2 separate regions of the Mus musculus genome follow, and region 1 is linked to region 2. Evidence: chromatin loops called from intact Hi-C (ENCODE). Cell type or tissue: left cerebral cortex. All regions are shown on one strand. Links, peaks and the distances in the headings refer to the core of each region. The heading gives the core; the rest is flanking DNA.

What was found. A loop is a pair of places that touch in the nucleus more often than their neighbours do. Peaks named below come from ENCODE experiments on the same cell type or tissue, not always from the same donor. Only the 100,000 strongest peaks of a DNase experiment are listed, where the experiment ranks them.
Region 1: a loop joins it to region 2, with 2.4 times the contacts of the local background. A loop is called at or near these places in 1 of 42 quality-filtered maps.

What each region holds. Positions count from the first base shown.
Region 1 is chr14:122,365,846-122,368,663 of GRCm38, reverse strand. All of the region lies in intron 2 of Clybl (citrate lyase beta like), which reads right to left. It overlaps Gm5089 (predicted gene 5089), which reads left to right. Exons shown (of 4, transcript NR_033326.1): 3 at 307-352; 4 at 2,609-2,818. Among named protein-coding and RNA genes, the nearest start is that of Gm25464, 21 kb to the left of the region's middle. In left cerebral cortex, for the core only: no CTCF peak of the experiment used is centred there; no DNase peak of the experiment used is centred there.
Region 2 is chr14:122,234,659-122,237,476 of GRCm38, reverse strand. The region is part of intron 1 of Clybl (citrate lyase beta like); the gene reads right to left. Among named protein-coding and RNA genes, the nearest start is that of 1700108J01Rik, 2.4 kb to the right of the region's middle. In left cerebral cortex, for the core only: a CTCF peak has its summit at 1,601 (motif pointing right); no DNase peak of the experiment used is centred there.

The sequences.
Region 1 (2,818 bases), core at 167-2,666, 130 kb before region 2:
CGCATTCCTGTTCACTGAGTAAAACTCAATCCTTTAAAACTGGCTGCAAGCAGAGCACCTAATTCCAGTCTCTGCGCATAATCTGGTTAGTCGTTAACCAGTTATAATAATGAGCACTGAGAACTCAACATTGTATTCTTTCTTTTCCTGGTTTTTGTTTTTGTTTGTTTTTGTCTTGTTTTGATTTTTGTTTTGTTTTGTTGGCACAGAATGAACAGGGAGCTCTCTCCTGGCATCACCCTATACCTTTCCAAAAATGGAGACTTGGGTCTGAGGTATATTGACACCCCAAACTCTTGTTAACAGGTTGCTGCTTGCTACAATTTACATCAATGAAGAATGGATCCCTCTGGTATGTATCCCAAAATATCCAACAACCTTACTAAATTTACACCAGCCAACAAGTGTGTGGAATTTTTTTTTTAATGGTGAAATATGTCATTGTGCTAGTAAACACACCCATGCCATCTGTTGGGTTGAGAGAAAGACAGCTCCTCAGAACAATTAGTGCTGTGTATTCTGTTAGCTTGGTCCACCCAGTTGTGAGGAGAGAGACGTTCTGAACTCTGTTTGCCTGACTTCTCCCTACCATCTCTCGCATCATCTCCATCAACCCTTCATGCATCCTCTTGTTCTCTGGCGATACTCCTCCCTCCATCTCCATCTTTAGGTGGGTTAAGAAGAGGTCTGCAGGTGCCTGGCAGACTCTGAATGGGGTCTTTAGAGTAACTTGCTGAAAACAAAAAGGAATGAGCTTTGTGGGGAAAGAAAGGATGTTTTGGGGGAAGGTTGTTCTCATTAGGCTGAGGGGGGACTATATCACTAACAAAACGACACAGACCAGAATCTTTGGGACCAGAATCTTCCCAAAGTTCCTGCGACCGATCGATATTCCGTGCCACGGGCTACTTGGTGCAGTGGACCAGAGGCTAATAAAACTGTCCTTATCCATAAGCTACAGTATTATGTGGCCGTGTCTGGGCCAGGAACCAAGGCGTGCTATGATTTCAGAGCCTGGATTCCTGTCACCTGGGGAGGAGACGTGCTCCGCTGACGTAGGAAAGCAGATAAATCAACCATCCCCAAGACCTGCAGCCTCCAAAATTAAGGGAGGAAAAATCTGCGTGCGGTTGGTTCAATTGGCACCCATTAAAGCTAATGACTAATCATCCTCGCGAGTTTCTAGCACAGAACGATGAGATCTGCGAAGAAAACAACATCCGTCCACTTTTACACTCCAGTGGAAGGGGTGGTCCCTCGCGGCGGGGCGGCACAGTCTCGCCATCTGGAGAATAAATCGAGTGTGAAGTACAGTATAGTTTGGGACCAAGCTCCGTGGCGGCCGCTCAGCAGTCAGTTCATTAGCCCCAAACTTCCAGGGATTAGAGGGGCATCAATTCTACTGTCGGATAGGATGAGACAGACAGGGCACAGGATTCAAGAAACATCTAGACAACCAGGAGCCCCCTCTGGCTTATTTATAGAACCACAAAGTATAAACACGCAAATAAGTGCCTTAAATAACAGCATCAGCACAGTTCCCTAACATCTGAATCAACGCCTCCTCCCCAGCCTCCTACCCCAGCTCCCCTCCCCTTCTCCTCTCCCAAAACTGTGAAGGTTAAAGTACACACTTTATGGGACCAGAGGAAAGCTTGCCTCCATCAGAGGCTGAGATCTGGTAATTAAGAAATAGGAAGGGCATCCTAGACCCAGGGGAGATGTATAGCATTTGTAATAAAAAACATATATAAAATTAATATTTTCATTCCATAAAGACAAATGCCATGCCTTGTGTTCCAAACCCTTCCTTATGTTCTAATACTGGCTCATCTTAACTCATTTTATTGGTCAAGTGATGTCACAGGTATGGCCTCTTCCAGGTTTTGACTATAAGGTCCTGATATCAGCATCTTTAAGCTAAAGTTGTCCAGGTCAAATTAGGTTAAACCAAAACAACAAAAAAAACCTTTGACTAAATTCTTCCATTTAAAGACCTAATTTTTCATCTGCTTTTTAGACATTTATAATTAAAATCAGAAATTCCTGTGACACAAAAGTCATCACAAGGAGACCATATTGCACTTCTTCATAAATGCACAGAATTTGTCATTACAGGGACCACTCAAAGGGAGGTAGTAACTGAAACCATGTTTCCTGATTCTTGCAAATTGGTAGTGTGTTTCATTAGACAAGAGACAGTGTTGACTTTCAAAAGGTCATTAATTGTACAAAATAATGAGTTTTGTTCTGATATTTTCAAATATGCACAGGATATACTTTGATCATATGAATTTCTAGTTCATTGGGTTTTGTTGTTGTGGAAAAGAAGTCTTGGTTTGTTTTCTGAAAGGAAAAGGAAGGATAAAAGGAAGAGAGAAAGAAAGACTTGCCTCCATGACATTCTGTGTATTAACTGTTTTAAAGTCTCATCCCTTGATTATGTCCTGCAAGATTCCCCAAGTCATTCCTATTTGCTCTGAAACCACAGATTTAGATGCAGGAGAGGTTTGTTTTGTTTTGTTTTTTATGTGTTTATCGCGAATGATACATTAAAACAAAGGCTTATAGCAAAAATATCACAAGCCATCTTTCATTTCATTTCAAGGACTGAGAAGGCTCAGGAAGCTTACAGTACGTGCTTGGAATTTCTCATGCTGAAGACTGAATCTACTCTACAGGCGGCAAACACAACATACAAAAGACAAGGATGACATCCAAAACTCTATGACAACAAATTATTTCACAGGCTCTAAGCAATTAAAAACATTGCTAAGGCAGCCAGCAAGAGTGGCTCTGAGGGTCAAGGTCCTTGGGG
Region 2 (2,818 bases), core at 254-2,753:
GCTGCCACATGTCTGTCAGCATCTCAGCACCTAAGCTCCTTTCATCTCTGTGACAGAATACCTGAGAATATATACATATTTTGGTTTTTGGAGACAGGGTTTCTCTGTGTAGCCTTGGCTGTCCTGGAACTCACTCTGTAGACCAAGCTGGCCTAGAACTCAGAAATCCGCCTGCCTCTGCCTCCCAAGTACTGGGATGAAAGGCGTGAGCCACCATTGCCCAGCTTCTGAGAAAATAATTTTTTTTAAAGAATTATTTATTTTATATATGAATGAGTACATTGTAGCTGAATCCATACACACCAGAAGAGGGCATCAGATCCCATTACAGATGGTTGTGAGCCACCATGTGGTTGCTGGGAATTGAACTCAGGACCTCTGGAAGAGCAGTCAGTGCTCTTAACCACTGAGCCATCTCTCCAGCCCGAGAAAATAATTTAAAATAGCATTTGTTTTGACTCACAGTCCCAGGTTTCAGTCCAGAGGCTTTGGCTCCATTTCTTCTGAGCACATGCATGGTGTGCAGAATCCAACTGAAAGGGGCGTGTGTGTGGTAAAGCAAAGAGGCTCACCTCACAGCAGAGAGCAAAAAGTATGGAAGAGGCTAGCAACAAAGTATACCTTTCACTTCTCTCTCTCTCTCTCTCTCTCTCTCTCTCTCTCTCTCTCTCTCTCACACACACACACACACACACACACACACACACACACTGTGTACTTTGTGTGTGCACTGTACATGTCACAGTGCATGTGTGAAAGCCAGGGGTCAGCACTTTTCCTCTACCCTGTGGGCTCCAGGGATTGACTTCAAGACATTAAATTAGGCTTAAAGGCAAGTAGCTTTACCTGATAAACCATCTTCCCGGTCCCCTTTTCACCCCCTTTAATCAAGAGATAATCGACCTACAAACGAGCTCGTCCTTTGAGGAAGTTAGAGCCCTCATGCTCCAATCACTTCCTATGGTCCTATGGGTGACCACCAAGCCTTTGAGAGACAAGATTTCAGATTCAAACCCTCAACGAAGATCACTCCCCATTCATTTAGCCCTTCTGCCTGGATGTGGCTCAGTGGCAGAGCACAGGGCCAGCATCTGAGGACACCTGTTGAGGCTCCTCCTGCCTGCCCCTTCGTCCACCTTCTCCAGCCCTACAAACCTGGTGGCTCTAATGTCTGCCCTCTTCAGCTGTGTTAATGTCTTACCCAGCCATACTGTGTGTTTGTGCTTGCTTGTTTTCTGTACTCAGCCCTGTGGACCTGGCCAGGTCACCAGCAAATATACCACAGATCCAGGCTGGGGTCCCTGCCTATATTCATTCATTCAGAGGAGGTTTAGACAGAAGCAACACACAGCACGGCTCTAGCTCTGCTCTCTCTTGCTAGATCCAATTTGTAAATACAAGAAGTGAAGAAGATATCAATGGTGAAGGTTTATTTTTGCTCATATTTTTATTAATAAGCAGTGGGTACAAGCTTATTTCAATTTGACTATAGAACTCTTATATCTACATCTATAAACAAACACCTATGATTTCATATTTCTATCTGCTCCTGTTGTTTCAGATAAGACTATTCACTAATAGGAATATTATGAAGATTTTAGATTTTTTTATGAATATGAGTACACTGTAGATGTCTTTAGACACACCAGAAGAGGGCACCAGATCCCATTACAGATGGTTGTGAGCCGCCATGTGGTTGCTGGGAATTGAACTCAGGACCTCTGGAAGATAGCCAATGCTTTTAACCACTGAGCCATCTCTCCAGCCCAAATTTTTAGTTTTTAGAGGAAATTAAATAATTAGAATGAATAAACCAGTAAAAAAAATCTAATAAAATATTTATTATAACTATAGGAATACTTAATGTAGTAAAAAACAAAGTAGTAACTTTTAAAATAATATCAAATACACGAATTATATTACTTCATCAAGACTGTATGCTATGTGTCTGTATGTTGTGTGTTTGTATATGTGTTCTGTGCTGTGTATATATGTATGTGTGTGCATTGTATGTGCTGTGTATGTGTGTGCATACGTGTAAGCAATGTACGTGTATGTGTTATACACTGTATATGTGTATGTGTATGTCTGTGTGCACTGTGTGTGCATGCTATGTGAGCATGTGTATCTGTGTGTGTGTTGTGCTGTATATATGCTATATGCTATCTGTGTATATGCACACTATATGTGTGTGTGCACTCTTGTGTGCACACTAGAGGTCAGGTATCTTTCTCAATCACTTTCAACCTGTTTTCCCCCTAAAGTAGGGCCTTACTAAGTAGCCCTGACTGTCTTGGGTCTCAATATGTAGACAAGGCTGACCTTGAACTCACACAGATCTCCCTGCCTCTGCCTCCTGAATGCTGAGATAAAAACCATGCCCAGCTCCAACCTTATTTTTTGAAGCAGAGTCTCTAAGTGAACCTGGCTGGCTAGCAAGTCCCAAGAATCTTCTGTCTCCACCTCCTCAGTGCTGGGTCACAGTGTACAAGCTGTGCCTTTCCTGTACATGAATGTTGCTGATCAAGAACTGAGCCTCCTGCCTACACAGCAAGGAGGAGGCCATTCCCTTGGCCATCCATCCCCCTTGGCCCCATCAAGATAACGTTTAGTGTGGAAACAATTTGCCTCCCATAACCTGTCCTATTTTATACTTTGTAGACTGAAACCGGTACACGTGCAGAGTCCAATCGTTCTAATTGTTCTAATTATCATCACACCCTGATCCTGCTGCAGAAGACAGCAGGTGGCCTTTCCGTTCCTCCGGAGGGAGCTCCCTGTGGGCAGGCTCAGCTTCCTGAGGAGGACTGCCATGGGG